Regions from separate parts of the Homo sapiens genome. Here all the other regions are linked to region 1. A link is a contact called in ENCODE Hi-C or POLR2A ChIA-PET data. All regions are on one chromosome and are shown on one strand. The core of a region is the stretch at or near the end of the contact, and the rest is flanking DNA. Distances in the headings are between cores, read along the strand shown.

Region 1 (4,971 bases), core at 1,246-3,745:
CCTGTCCAGTCCCAGTGAAGTTGGGCGATCCCGTCCAATCCAGGTCCCTGATTGTCCCAGTCACAAGGTGGGGCCCATGGATGGCACTGTCCGATCGGGTCACATGAGGCTGCAGCGCGCGGGATGCAGCGCCCCCTGCAGGCGCAGGGCCGGGTGTGCAGGGCGCGCGCGCACCAGAGCGCAGCGCAGCAGCTCGCGGAAGAGACGCAGCACGTGCCAGTTGTACTTGGCGGAGCACTCGAGGTAGCCGCAGCGCCAGCCCCTGCGCACTAGGGCGGCCAGCGCGCGCCGCGGTCCGAAGCGCAGCCGCTGCCTGTCCCGCTTGTTGCCTACCACGAGGATGGGCGCTTCGGGCGCGCCCGCCGGCCTGGGGGCCGAATGGAGATGAGAGACGCGGGGACCCCACGGCCGGAGAATTCCCCCAGTGGGTATACACACGCAGGCGCATTCCCTTCCTACGGCCAGAGACACCGCCCCCCCCGCCGCCCCAACGAAACCCCAGGCCCATGTGGGCCAAAGAGCACATACAGCTTAAGACCTTCCCACGGGCGAAGGCCTAAGACCCGGCCCACGACGTTGGGAGACCCTACACACTCTCCTCAGGCAAAGGCCCTGCCAGACCTGTCCTAGCTCCCCACCGCCAGAACTGCCGGGCCCCTACCTGGTCTCCGCGATGCGCTGCCGCAGGGCCTTCACGTAGTCGAAACTGTCCGGGCTGCAGATGTCGTAGACGAGCACGAAGGCGTCCGTGTCCTGCAAGCTCCAGTCCTTAGCGTCTGGCCACTCCTGGGGACAGGAGGCCAGGGTTTGCGGAAGCCTCCTTTCCACTCTTCCGCTCTCGAACCCTCTGCAGGGGCCTGGACGCTAATCCTCAGGCCAACATCACCCCCATACAGACCTCTGTGCCCCTCCCCCAAGCTTTCCGGGCCGTCTCCTCATGACCACCAGGGTAAAATTTTCCAAATCGTGCCTGGAGCCTGTCAGCCAGCCTCCTTCATCCTTGGTCTCCCCTCTGTTTACCCCGAATCTTCCTCTTTTCAGCTTTCCCCAACTCGGCTCAGGCCGCTCTCCTCCCTAGATGCTCTCGGTGCTTACCACGGCCTCTAAGACTAATTCCAAAGCCCTTGGCCCGAGTCCCGTGGTCCACCACGCCCCCAGATTGTCAGCTGTAACCGTTTATGACCGTAGCGTAAGCACCTGCTGGTCTTTCCACCTGGTATGTTTTTGCCACTTCCTTTACTCAGAACTTCACTCGGTCTTCCAGGTTCAGCTCAAATGCCACTCCCTCCAGGAAGCCCTGCTTAATCCTGCCTGCTCTTTCCTCTTCACTGCTCTAGGGTCGGAGGTCTGTCCTTTACTTTGCACAAATTACTAAACGAGTCTTCGCTCCAGGGGACAAAAATGATAGGGCAGAGAATGAACCCCTCCACCAGCCCCCGTAGAAAGTACACCCCTGCTCCTGACCCCAGTCTCTCCCATTGTAGCTCTGCTCAAGGCCCCAAACACAAAACGCCACACTCTCGGGAAGGCACCGTTATGCACCACCAAGAGCTGCTCCACACCCCCAGCCGAGGCAGGCAAAGGTGGAGGCGCTCACAGGAGCAAGGGAACGCCCCTGGGCAAAATCGCCCGGCCTCCAGCCTGGGCTTGGGCGTCTCCAGGTCGGCGGGAAGGGCTGAAACGCAAGTATCCCAGGACGCACACACATCCCTCCATCCCGGAGCACAGCCAGGCGCCCGAGGCCTCCACGCGGACACGCACGTGTGCACCGAGCACGCACACCCCTCACACTGTCACACGCCCCTGCCCGCTCCTCGAGCCGCTACCTCCGGACCCCCGGGGCTCGAGCCGGGGCCAGCGACGTCGCCGTCGCGGATGCTCAAGTCGTAGACGGCGCCGTCGAGCAGCACCGCGGGTCGGTAGAGGCGCGGCCCGTCCGTGGGCCGGTGGCGCTCGGGGTAGTCACCGAACAGGAACTGGCGGATGATGGCCGTCTTGCCCACGCCCGGGGCGCCTAGAACGGCCACCCGCAGGCTACCCCCCATGGCCGGCCGGCGCTGTCGCTCCCCGCGCTGGAAAGCCTCATGGGCCGGCGCCGCACCGTGCGCCCCCAGGCCGTGCGCCCCGCGCGCCCTGCCCGGTGCGCCACGGCCCCGTCGCGCTTCTCGTCGCCCCTCGGAGCACCGAGACCGGAGAGGGCAGGCCCGAGGCAGGAGCTGGCGGCGGGAGGGCAGACAGACAGCCGAGTGGGCAGACAGGTGGCGGGCGCGCGAGCGGCTCGGGCGGGTGCCGAAGCTCGAGAGAGAGCAGAGCCGGAGCGGCGCTCAGACACCGCCTCCGCCCCGCAGCGCCAACCCAGGCGCCGGCGGACGCGCGAGGCGCCGAAGTCCGCCCCTCTCGCGGCGCGGGTCCCGCAGCGGTGCGGGGCGCGGGGGGCAGCGCTGCCTCCCGGAGCCTCTGTGCCTCTATCCTTCTCTCGCTTCCGCGCCTGGAGTCGCCGCCCCAGCCGCCGGCGCGAGCGAGCGGGGCCTCCCGGAGGCGGCGATGAGGTAACCGCCCGCCCCTCCCACCTTCCCCCACCGCCCAGGACGCCCCTCCCAGGAAGGGTCGCAGGAAGGTGACTGGGGGACAGAGATCCCGGAGAGGGCCTACCCCTTCCTTACCTCCTCCGCGTGTCCCGCTCCTCTCACCCGCTCCAAAATAGAAGCCCCTTCCCACCCACTGCCGCGGCCGCTCTTCCAAACACTGCTCGCCCCCACGCTGGCTCCCGACAAGCCCCGGCCCCCGGAGTCAGGCCGCCCGGGGTCCGAATTGGGGGGGGCGGCTGTGTGACCTTGGGCGAATCGCCGCACTGCGCTGGGTCTGCGCTCCGCATCCATCACAGGCAGACTCCTCAAGAGGCTCCAACCTTTTCTTGAGAGCCTACTATGTGCCAGGCCCATTACCTACGTGATTCTCGAACCTACAGCCTCAGCCTGGCATCGCTGGTTGAGAGAAGAGGAAACAGGCCCGAGAGGGGAATCTGCAAGGTTAGAAGGGCAGTGGGGGGGCCCTTGAAGTCTCCTTTGAAGTCCCTCCTACCTTCCTCCTGCCCACGGGGGTAAATGGCCCACACTAGACAATATTCAAACAGCCGTCCTCGAGGGGAAGTGGGGACAGAGGGTGCCGAGACCACAGCAGCTTAGCCCCAGATCCCTGTCCCAGCAAGGCTGGAGGTGACTAAATAAAGATCCAGAAATTGGCCCACTCCACCTCCATCACTACTAAGGTCACCTTTCCTGCGTGAGTTGCAACCCGTAGCGCCCCTCAAAGGGATGCAACCTCCAAAACAGGCGCCCAGAGCCCAAGTTCCCCCTCCCTCGAGCTAGTGGAGAAGCTCCTGCCCCATCACAGCTTGGAAAGCCTGGGTTAGCCCAGCCCCCCCATCCTCCGCCTCTGCTCTCCTCCCCGCTGTGTGGGGGCTCCCACGTCTCTGACCTGCACATGGCAATGCTCAAGAAATGGCGGCAATGCTCAAGAAATGGCCGCAATGCACAGATCTCTGCACTGACTAAGGAGTTCATTTATTTATCCCCTCAACAAATATTCCAAATCTTATTGCTTGTCAGGAGGCTGAGATAGATTTAAAAAACAGAAAACAGGAAAAAAAAAAAAAGTTCTGCTTTGGGAGAGAAGGTTCTAGAACACATGGGATCTAGGGACTGTCAAAGCACAGACAATGTGCCCACACCAGCCCAGGGGAAGTAGAGGAGCTAAATCCTGAAGGGGGAGGAGGCACATCCTCCAGGGAGCCTGTATAATGACAACCAGAAAGTGTCTCCAGAACAATGGCTGTGCTTTCATCCTCCCATGCTAGATCGGGGGCTGGGGTCCGCTTTCACTCCTCTCCTCAGCCACTAGGAAGCTCAGAACCACCTCTGTCTAGTGTTCCAGGTCTTCTAGCTCAGTGAGTGGGGACTGCTGGCTTCATCTTTCTTTCCTACCATGATTTTTCCCTTCACTTGATGTCCTCTTTCACGTTGTAACTTTTCAGACTTCTGGGTTTTGTTGTTTGAGACAAGGTCTTGCTCTGTCACCCAAGCTGGAGTGCAGTGGTGTGATCTTAGCTCACTGCATCCTCAACCTCCTGGGTTCAAGTGATCCTCCTTGCCTCAGTCTCTCAAATAGCTGGGACTGCAGGTGTGTACTACGACATCCAGCTGATTTATTTTTATTTTTTGTAGAGGTGGAATCTCACTATGTTGCCCAGGCTGGTCTTGAACTCCTGGCTTAAGCAATCCTCCCTCCTCAGCCTCCAAAAGTGCGAGGATTACAGGCGTGAGCCACCACATCTGGCCAAACTTCTGGGTTTTTGACTTTTCAGGCTTCTGGGTTTTGTGAGCTGCTTCAATTCCTTCGGGGAACAAGGCAAGGAGTAAATAACAAGGCACTCAGCAACACAACAACAAAACCCAGAAGTCTGAAAAGCTGACACCAGGACGGTCTTTTGTTTGTTTGTTTTGAGATGGAGTCTCGGTCTGTCACCCAGGCTGGAGTGCAGTGGTGCGATCTTGGCTCACTGCAACCTCCACCTCCTGGGTTCAAGCAATTCTCCTGTCTCAGCCTCTAGAGTAGCTGGGACTACAGGCACATGCCACCATGCCCGGCTAATTTTTGTGTTTTTTAGTAGAGACGGGGTTTCACCATATTGGTCAGGCTGGTCTCGAACTGCTGACCTCAGGTGATCCACCCGCCTCAGCCTCCCAAAGTGCTGGGGTTTCAGGCATGAGCCACTGCGCCCGGCCAGGACGGTCTTTTTTAAGGTGTTCTCAATGCTAGGCGCACTCCCGCCCACCCCTGGGTATTCTTTCTCTGAAAAACTTTCCTTGCTTCTCCTTCCGACACTGCAAACAGAGCTGTGTGTGAGGCGTCTCTGGCTCCCAGTATGTGTTTTTGGATGGCGAGGGGAAGGGGCACTGTGGACTGGGAACG
Region 2 (4,971 bases), core at 1,717-4,216, 1.8 Mb after region 1:
GATAAATTATTGGTTTTCAACGATCCTGACTCCTCTCTGCGTCTCCTGGGGGTGGGGAGGGGGTTTGAACCGAAGGCAGCTCCGCAAGGTCTCCAACTCCAGCAGGGATCCTCAGAGGTTCTTCTTCCGACCTCCCACCCCACCCGCCCGCAGCAACGAAGGAGTCGAGCCTCAGTTAAGGCAGGAGGGAATTTAGTGGAGCTGGGGAAGGAAGAAAGTGGGGTTGGGAGAACCTCCCCAACCCCATCCCTGCTGGCCCGGGGACGGGCATCGGCTCTCAGCAAGAGAAGTATTCCCGGGATGCTGAGCGCTTCATTCTGTCTCCAGGACTCAGGCAGGTAGGTCCCAGCTCCGCCGCGCCCCCGGACCTACAGGTCAGCGTGGTCCGAAGTTTCCTCTGGGGGCTTCGCGGGCGCCCACACGTACTCGGGGGGCACCTGCGCGTCGGGCGCCGCCTTGCGGTAGAAGCCGAGCTCCTGCACTAGCGCATTGATCTCTTCGCGGGTCATTTCACTGAGTGGGATGCGCTGAGGCGGAGGAGGGGCGGGGTCAGCAGGCTGGGCCTCGCCTCTGGCCTCGCCCCCAGCCCACCTCCCACGGCCTCACCTCTAGTTCCTCGTAGCGGCGGCCCAGCAGCACGAGCTCAGGGTCGGCCCCAGGGAGGTGTTTCATCACCAGGTTGTGACTGGAGGTGGTGTTAAGGAGCGGGGTGGTGGGCAGAGGGAGGTGGTGGTTTCCGCAGCCTTACTGATGGGAACAGCATTGCCTCCTTTGCTCAGAGCTTACTCTGTGCCCGGGAGGGGCCAGGGTCTCCGCTTATACGTGAGAAAATTAGGGTTCAAAGAAGTAAAGGGCCCTCCTCTCCATTCTGTGGCAGTCATCACTAGTCAATCTCTCTTGCCCACCCAACATGGAGACCACCTCAGAATCCTCTGGGAGCCACTACCAATCAATTCAACTTGTCAGTTGAAAACCATCTGCCACCCCTTTCTGAAGTTACGTGGAGATTCTCCCAGGTGCCCATCCCATTTCCCCTCCCCCAGAACAGAAGGATACTAGAATGGAATGTCCTGCGTGACGAAAGCCTTCACCTGGGGAGGAACCAGAGCATCAGAGACCATGACCTCAGTCTACTCGAGGTACAGACGAGACACTGAAGCCCAGTGAGGTCATAAAGCAAGTCAGGTGCAGGCTAGACTCTCAGCCTAGGCTAGACTCTCAGCCTAGGGATCCTTCCCCCCTCCCCGCCCCAGTCATTGGGACCATGTTGCCCACTCCCCAAGAGGCTCAGGGGGAACAGAGCTAGGGACCTCTTCCTTCAAACTCACCTCCTTTAGGCGGTTCAGCTGTCATCCCCCGCAGGTCTGGAGGGGGATAAAATGGGATAGGTCAGGAGTCCTTCACGTTTATTCCAGTCACATCCCCAAAGCCATACTTCCTTATCCCTGAGTTGGGTCGGGCTGTGAGTTATCCCCGGATCAGCAGTTCCCAAGGTCTGAAGGAAATGCTGGACCCTTGTGGGCAGAAGGGGGAACTGTGTATACAGGTGGGGAGACTCAGGCCTAGAGACACCAGGGGAAAAGAGCAAGGCCAGAGACCCACAGTGTGCCTGCCAGCCTTGGGGCCTGTACATCCTACTGGCTGTGGACTGACTCCCAATGCCCAGGGGAAATGATCACCCTGCTCCTCTTAAGCAGTAGAGACCTGGGCTTGGCCTTTGATCCCTGAAATCTCACAGTGGAGGCAGAGCAGAAGGAAACACCTCAGAATGGCCCTGGGGGCCCCCATTGGAGACACCTACCATCTGGTCCCTACTCTACACAGGCAGACCTCACCCTGCCTGCCACCTGCGGCCCAGCCCCACAGACCATGTGGTTGCTTCCCTGACATGGGAGGATGGGAGGGCTCCTCCCTGCCTTCCCTGAGGAGATGCCACCATCCAGCAGGAGTCTAGACCCCAGGACCACCCACTCCAGCCCTCCTCCATCCTACCCTCAGCCCTTTTCTTAGAGACAGGGTCTCACTATGTCCCCCAAGCTGGTCTTGAACTCCTGGGCTCAAGCAATCCTCCTGCCTTGGCCTCCCAAAGTGCTGGGATTACAGGCGTGCACCACCGGCACCCAACCATTCTACACCCTTTTGTCAGACAGAGCTGACAAAAAGCTCAGAGGCGGGCTGTGATGGTCAAAGTCACATAGCAAGACAGGGACTCCGAACGGGAATTTCCTGGTTGGGGGAGGATGGGAGGCTGCTGCAGAGTAAATGTTGGCAACCAAGTTCCCAACTCGGTTGCCCCTCCGAGTTGGCCCCCTTCCCCGGATCCTGCATATGGGAGGAGGCACCCAGAAAGTCTTCTTTCCCCCCAGGAGAAGGAAAAGAGACTTTCTGGAGCCTCCAGCCCTGGAACCGGGTCGGGGGGGAATTCCAGGAAAACATGAAGTGATGGGGGATGGGAAGTTGGGACAGGATTGGGAGTCATAGGCCACGAGAAGAGTTAGGAGACTGCGTCAGTGTGTCTGGGTGTCCGCTGTCGGACCGGGTAGGGGGAGCTGGGGAAGGGTTCGGAGTTCCAGGCCCCAAAGTCGGTGTCTCAGGCTTCCACGGTGGATGCTGGGGCCATCTGGGGCTAGGGAACAGGAGGGATGGTCCCGGCGCCAGGGGGAAAGCAGGGAGACTCGCGGTTCGAGGTGGTCTTGGGGCCGGGACGGACGGTGCTCCCATGGGGCCGCAGGGTTGGGGAACGATAGTGCCGGGGCTGGAGGCCGGCGTACTCACCTCTACCCGGGCGCGGGTTAGGCCGCTCAGACGGTTCCAGTCCGGCCGGTAGGCAGTGGCGGCTGTGGCTGGGGCCACAAGCGCCGCGAGAAGCAGCAGCAGCGCCAGCGGAGGCAACAGGAGGCTCATCGGGACCCGGCCGCAGATGATGCGCAAGCTGGAGGCGAACCTCCGAGTCGCTGCGCCACGTCTGGGCCCCCAGGCTGGCCCCGCCCCCGCCCCCGCCCCCACTCCCGCTAGAGGCCCAGTCCCGCTGGAGACCACGCCCCCAGCGCTCGGTCTCCGCCCCAGGACTCCCCGCCGTTACCTCCCGCTAGCTCAGGGCGAGGTCCTGGCTCCTCCCTGGCGTTTGGGCCGTCACTTTCCCAGGTCCGAGAGTGTCGACGCTCCTTTTGTCGACCGAGGATGTGGACGCTCCCCCAGGATGCGGCCAGGCAGCGCCACCTCACGCCGGCAGAGGGTGCCGGCGAGACGCTGAGGGACACTGGAGTTTCTGAGCCGAACCTGCGACTTTAAGATAGGGAAACTGGTAGGACATCCAAGAAAAAAAAAGGAAAGAAAGAAAGAAGAATAAATAAGGGAAACTGGCTTTCTGAGGACTCCTCGCTTTGGAGCGTGGGAGATGAGGAGTGAGGTTCGGTGGAGGGGGTGCGGCTTCTGGGAGCCACTGAGACCTACCAGCGTGTCTTCTTACCATCCACAGCTACTGCTGAGCAGACTTTCTGACCTGGGGTGAGGAAAGGAATTTGCTATTCAAAGGTGGGAAAATGCAAGGAGGGTTACAGCTGATAGGCCACAACAGGGTCTTAAATCAGCTGGGTTAAATTTATGGAGTCAGGATTTACTTTTTTTTTTAATGTGGCTATCCAATTCAATTAAAAATCTTGTCTTTTTCATTGCTACTCTGCCGCGTTACCTCTGTTATATATAAATAGGCAACCACGGCCGGGCGTGGTGGCTCACACCTGTAATCCCAGCACTTTGGGAGGCCGAGGTGGGTAGATCACTTGAGGTCAGAAGTTCGAGGCCAGCCTGGCCAACATGGTGAAACCCCATCGCTACTAAAAATACAAAAATTAGCTGGGCGTGGTGTGGGCGCCTGTAATCCTAGCTACTTGGGAGGCTGAGGCAGGAGAATCACTTCAACCTGGGAGGCAGAGTTTGCAATGAGCCGACATCCTACCACTGCACTCCAGCCTGGGCGACAGAGACTGTCTCAAAAATAAATAAATAAATAAATAGGTAACCATATAAATATATGGGAGTCTACTTCTGAATATCATACCCTATTCTAGTCCTTCAGTGGGTTTGTCTAACTACGCTGTCTTATTAACTATAGCTTTATAGTCAGACTTGACATCTGGTTGTGTGTTGGTCCTCTAGCTTTGTTCTTTCTTTCTTTCTTTTTTTTTTTGAGACGGAGTCTCGCTCTGTTGCCCAGGCTGGAGTTCAGTGGCCTGATCTCGGCTCACTGCAACCTCCGCCTCCCGGGTTCAAGCAATTCTCCTGCCTCAGCCTCCCGAGTAGCTGGGACTACAGGCACGCGCCACCACGCCCAGCTAATTTTTTTGTATTTTTAGTAGAGATGGGGTTTCACTGTGTTAGCCAGGATGTTCTTGATCTCCTGATCTCATGATCCGCCCGTCTCAGCCTCCCAAAGTGCTGGGATAACAGGTGTGAGCCACTGCGCCTGGCCCATTTTTTTTTGTTTTTTTGTTTGTTTGTTTTTTTGAGACAGAGTCTTGCTCTGTCAGCCAGGCTGGAGTGCAGTGGCACGATCTCAGCTCACTGCAACCTCCACCTCCCAGGTTCAAGCGATTCTTCTGCCTCAGCCTCCCAAGTAGCTGGGATTACAGGTGCCCACCACCACGCCCAGCTAATTTTGTATTTTTAGTAAATATGGGGGTTTCATCATCTTGGCCAGGCTGGTCTCGAACTCCTAACCTCAAGTCATCCACCCGCCTTGGCCTCCCAAAGTCCTGGGATTACAGGTGTGAGCTGCTGGGCTGGCTATTTTTTTTTTTTTTTTGAGACAGAGTCTTGCTCTGTTGCCCAGGCTGGAGTGCAGTGGCTCAATCACAGCCTGAACCTCCCAGGCTCAAGCAATCCTCCCACCTCAGCCTCCTGAGTAGCTGGGACTACAGGCATGCACCATCATGCCCAGCTGATTTTTTTTTTTTTTTTTTGAGACGGAGT
Region 3 (4,971 bases), core at 1,055-3,554, 1.5 Mb before region 1:
TTCCATACATCAACTGCTTTTGTTAACCCATCATAGCTCTGCCCTTCAGCTTTCTGTGCATATTGGTGGGGGATCAGGTGCTTAGAGCTATTTCTGTGGTCAATGTGCATGTTTAGGGCAGCAGAGAAATCAGTTTGATTCCTTCCACCTGTGACTGACCCTGTACAGGCAGTGAGACTGATGAGCCTCATTGGCTTCACTTTAAGAATGGCAGAAGGACACTGGCTTTGGCTGCAGTAGTTTTTTGGGCCTCAGGAAGTCATGCACGTGTTCCAGAAGGGGCACAGCACCAAAGCTAACTCTGGCAGAGACTGATTATACACACAATCCCCTAACCAAGGCTTGGCAAATGAGGCATGGCCTCTCCAGTCAAATCCAGCCTGCCATTTCTCTGTGTAAATAAAGTTTTACTAGAACAGGTACAGTGCTCATTTATGTGTCTTCTGTGGATGTTTCTGCATTGTGAGGGGAGAGCTGAATAATTTGTAGTAGACCATATGGCCCACAAAGCCTAAAATCTTCTACAGGAACTTTTCAGACCCCACCCTAGATGAGAGGATGGTGCATCAGAGCATAGTTTGCATTGGACCAGGACATACAAAAGGGGCAGGATTTCAGTCATTTGGGGGCGTTTTTTAGACTTAGGGGCCAGTTAGGATTTCTGGCTTGGGCAGCACAGCCAGTGATACAGTTAACCAATAGTAAATGCAGACAGTACATTTTGGGGAAGGAGGAAGGACTAAAAAGAGTTTTGCTTTAGATTCGTTTAGTTTGCAGTCTCTGAAACCTCTGGTTTAGGTGCCTGGAAAGCAAGGAGGGAAATGCAGACTTGGAGCTCTCTCCTCTGTTCTCATCGAATTTTCTACAATCAGCTACCAAAACTACTACTTCCCACTGCTAGTTGGTAGGCTTCAATTCTGAGGGCAGAAGTTACATCTTCCTGACTTTTTGGCTATTAATCCCTCTGCTCGAACCCCAGGACTCAAAAGGGTCCTTGGCACAGGGAAGGCAGATATCTGTTATAGGTAAAAAGGAGCCATTTTCAGAGTCAGTTTCCATCAGGGAAAGTTACTTGGGGGCACAGCTGTGGCGCCTACCTCTAAGGAGCTCCCAAACTCTTTGGGACACAAAACACACAGAGATCTAAAGATGACATCTATTAACCAAAGCGTAGTCTGTATGAGCCAAATGAGGGGTGTGGACTGCTGCAGAGGGAGTCATTCCAAGTTAAGGTCTCCTAGAGGAAGTGCCACTTGACGCCAGAGCTTTGAAGAATGGGTAGGGGAGAGAAGGCAGTCATCTCAATGATCTTCCAGGAAGAGAGAACAGGAATTCTCTTAGCAATTTACCCCGTCCTTTGAACAGAGAGCACACCAAACCCAAGCCACAGAAAGACAACTGGTAGATAAGTGATATTTTCTTTTTTTTTTTTTTTTGACAGAGTCTCACTCCGTTGCCCAGGCTGGAGTGCAGAGGCACAATCTTGGCTCACTGCAACCTCCACCTCCCGGGTTCAAGCGATTCTCCTGCCTCAGCCTCCCAAGTAGGTGGGACTACAGGTGCTCGCCACCATGCCTGGCTGTTTTTTTTTTTTTTTTTTTTTTTGTATTTTTAGTAGAGACGGGGTTTCACTATGTTGGCCAGGCTGGTCTTGAACTCCTGACCTCATGATCCGCCCACCTCATCCTCCCAAAGTGCTGGGATTACAGGCATGAGCCACTGCGCCCAGCTGATAAGTGATATTTTCAAAGGCTCCCCACATGGGTTCCCCACAGGGTGGAGGGCACAGGTTTACACGAGCTGAATTTTTTCAAACCAGTCTTTCTAGCACAACAGAACTGACAAGAGATGAGAGTCCTGAAGACATAGTCTGGGTACAGTGAGAAGAGCCCAGAATGGAGGAAGCATTCTTTTTTCCTCTAGGGATAAATTTTAGTTCATGATTTAAGTCAACAGAAGAGAAAAATGTAAATGCCTGAGGAAGTCATGAAGCAGCGATTCCTCCTAAGAGGCTGTAACCCCCACTGGGGAGTGTATGTGATCTTGAGGGAGTGGGGGAAGTAAAAATGAGTCCTAAAATATTTTTAAAACAACAGATGCCTTCCAGTGGGGGCCCTTTTGGATGGAAGAAAGGGATGGCCACCAAAGCATCAGGTGTCCCAGCTGCTGAGTACTGCATTCAATATTTAGCCTGGCCTTGGAACTTCTGTGAGAGGCAGTTTTAGAAGAGCTGCAATCTCTGCTTTCCAGGGCAATCCGGCTGAAGAACCAGTTCTGAAGAGACCTGCTACGGCTTAATGTTTCCAAATCAGAAAACATAACCCCAAGTGACACTGGCAGGGTTCCTGGGAAGCACTCCGGGTTGGCAGGAGATGCTCCAAGCTCAGCGGGACAACTTTTAACCTGTTCTCCAGCACTCCCTCTCCCTCCCAATCATGCAAAGTCCCAAATCCTAACATTGGCAGTAAGTCTAACTTGAAAACATTCCTTCTGTATCCACAGAACTCCACCTCGCAACATTCTATGGCTCTCACATGAGAGCTGAGGGTCTAAGAACAAAGAACATTCTCTTTCCAAATGAGCAAGAACAGGAAATCCCACACGGTGCCCTTGTCAACTAAGCTGCTGAGAGGTACAAAACAAATGTTAACAAATGTCTCTTATTTCCTGAGACAAGATTTGTGGAGGTTGGGCTGCAACACTTTTCAATTTAGCAAGCTGAAGAGGGGACAGAAAGTTAAACTTTAAAAGCCAGGTGTTAGGTCCACAAAGACAAAAGATCCAAGTGATTTTAGATCATTTAGGAGGCCATTTGGTAAATGAATGAAACAGGAGGGAAGAAATCACCCCCGCTGTGCTAAAGGATATAGTGTCTCAAGTGAAGCTGACCACCTTACAGCTGGGCATCATGGCCTCCAATTAGAGACAAAGAGTCCAAGAGTCAGCCAGGAACCAGGAGGGCCCTGGGTGTGCCTAACCCCGCACTGCCCAAGGACTGGCACCCTAGGCTTCTTGGGTCCCAGCTGCCAGGCTGCCTTGGTGACTTTTGCTTTCTCATCTATACAATGAGGATGGTGTCTAAGATCTCTCTCAACCAACTCTCTACTCTTTATCACACTGCCTTGTAATTTACCTGTCCACATGTCTGTCTCCCACACTGGAATGTACACTGCTTTCATCCATCTTGGCAGAGAGACCCGAGTGCCCGCTGTATCCACGCTCAGATGGCCAAGTGCATGAATGACAGTGTCGCCATAAACGCAAACACAATGTCTCAAACACAACACTAAGAAACTTACCTCAGAAAACAAACCACTAAGATATCCCAACATATAACATTATATATTAAATCCGACCATACAGCTGGCTACCTCTCCTTATGTTCAGCAGTTCTACAATATGAGCCAGAACCACAAGAATATGGTTGTGACACGCACAAAAAGAGCAGACTGGAAAGGACTAAATCCTAAAAGGAGAGGTGAAAGGTGACCACGCACCAAAAAGCCCTAATCTTCAAACAATCAGAAACAAACGGCAAAATCCTAAGTGCTTTACAAATACGATGGGTTTTCCCTGTTTTCCCCTTTAAAAATAAATCTGAAAACCACTGAGACTAATAATATATAATCCTTTAGTTTACTGCTTAGCTTTTAAAGACAGAAAATTACTTAAGAAATCAAACGTAACCACTTAGTGTGGCACAGGTACATTTCAAGAATAAGAATTTGCAATTAAAACAAAATAATTTTCCCAGACTGGTAGTGCTGCGAATTACAGAATTCATGAAAAACAGAGTAGTGGTCTGAGGTGTTTCAAACCAGACATGGCTCAGGGAAACAACCACTCAAGCACACAAGTGGCATTTTGTGATCAAATTTATTTTTTGTTTAAATTTCATTTACTTTGTTTTACTGTAATTTACACAAGAGACTGGCAAGTAAACTAGGTATTTTACATTCACCACACATTCCCTCAAATCTCCACAGTTGTTAGAAAAACATTAAAATCCATGCGCCGGGCTCTCATTTCCATGTGCGCCTAAGCTCCCAATGATACTACAGATGCCAGCGAGAGTTAAGTTCATTAAAAGGAGAGGGCTAGACTCTTTATTTCACAAAATTAGCAATAATCTTCCTCGCACCAAACACTTTGCAGACAATGATTATGCTCTGACAAAACCTATCTTACAACAGTGCCCAGAGAGTAAACATCAGTCTTTATCCTGAGTACACAAAGGATGTATGAAATGTGGGTTTTGTTGCTGAGGATAACAGGGTATTGCAATGCAGTAGTGATCCTACACATCCTTCCTTGTCTGATTCACTGAAATCACTCCAGTGGGGGAGGGATGCAGGACATGTGGGAAAACGAGGAGCAGGCAGGGCAGGACTGTCAGCAAATCAGATTACTAATGTGATTTGACTGCAGGGGTTGGCGTGTTTTAGGAGGGACAGGAGGTTACAAAAGACAGTTTGTGACCTGAAGGCTTCAACAATATAATTCTATTCAAGCTTCCAGGACTGACAGAGGAAAAACTGGATTCAGACAGAGAAAGCTGATAAAAATCTTACCTAGCTATTGTTCCTTCCTTTAAATAAAAAATAAAATTAAATTAAAAAAAGTGGCAGCCGTTTCTGACCAGCACTCTCATGATGCCTATTCAGAATCTGTCCTGATGACGTCCTACTTGAGAGCACATCCCACAGTCAGATGTCCACCAGTCTCTTGGCGGGGCCTCCTCACCGCACGCAGGCCAGACTCACACTGCATCTTAAACTGTTCCTATCTCAAAGTCACTATCTCCTCCTTGAAGTGTGTGTTCCCACAAGAAGAGCAAAATGTCATCACTAACTATATCCTATCATGTGAGCTCTGAGGAATCTAGACCATTTGCATAGTTTCCAAGCTGTAGTTACAGAAAACTGTCATCTTCAAAACAAGACTCCATGAAGTGCTATATTTCCAACTTTT

The links. A loop is a pair of places that touch in the nucleus more often than their neighbours do. ChIA-PET counts read pairs that join two places held with the same protein, here RNA polymerase II (POLR2A). Pooled maps may share reads with other maps.
Region 2: a pooled map shows a loop between it and region 1 (2.5-fold over the local background). The contact joins the promoter of SELENOM here to the promoter of RASL10A in region 1. A Hi-C loop is called at or near these places in 4 of 50 pooled maps.
Region 3: POLR2A ChIA-PET joins it to region 1 with 23 read pairs in T-cell. The contact joins the enhancer-like site here to the promoter of RASL10A in region 1. POLR2A ChIA-PET finds 5 or more read pairs at or near these places in 2 of 52 experiments (K562 and T-cell).

The regions. Positions count from the first base shown.
Region 1 is chr22:29,313,202-29,318,172 of GRCh38, forward strand. It overlaps RASL10A (RAS like family 10 member A), which reads right to left and starts at 2,496. Exons shown (of 3, transcript NM_006477.5): 1 at 1,827-2,496; 2 at 662-786; 3 at 1-367. The coding sequence starts at 2,045. The coding sequence ends at 100. RefSeq lists enhancers at 883-1,687, 1,688-2,492.
Region 2 is chr22:31,104,602-31,109,572 of GRCh38, forward strand. It overlaps SELENOM (selenoprotein M), which reads right to left and starts at 2,967. Exons shown (of 5, transcript NM_080430.4): 1 at 2,776-2,967; 2 at 1,329-1,364; 3 at 1,057-1,091; 4 at 607-685; 5 at 176-527. The coding sequence starts at 2,904. The coding sequence ends at 369. LOC105372995 (a long non-coding RNA gene) reads right to left here. Exons shown (of 3, transcript XR_938163.3): 2 at 3,470-3,502; 3 at 3,035-3,285. It overlaps LOC124905100 (a long non-coding RNA gene), which reads left to right and starts at 3,281. Exons shown (of 2, transcript XR_007068063.1): 1 at 3,281-3,507. It overlaps SMTN (smoothelin), which reads left to right. Exons shown (of 21, transcript NM_134269.3): 21 at 1-23. RefSeq lists enhancers at 1-151, 1,651-2,423.
Region 3 is chr22:27,847,812-27,852,782 of GRCh38, forward strand. PITPNB (phosphatidylinositol transfer protein beta) reads right to left here. Exons shown (of 12, transcript NM_012399.5): 12 at 3,858-4,971. Among named protein-coding and RNA genes, the nearest start is that of MN1, 49 kb to the left of the region's middle. RefSeq lists an enhancer at 2,474-2,992 and a silencer at 2,490-2,784. Within about 2 kb of position 2,305, at least 6 of the 41 ENCODE cell types and tissues checked have a DNase peak (open chromatin) inside an H3K27ac peak, as active enhancers do.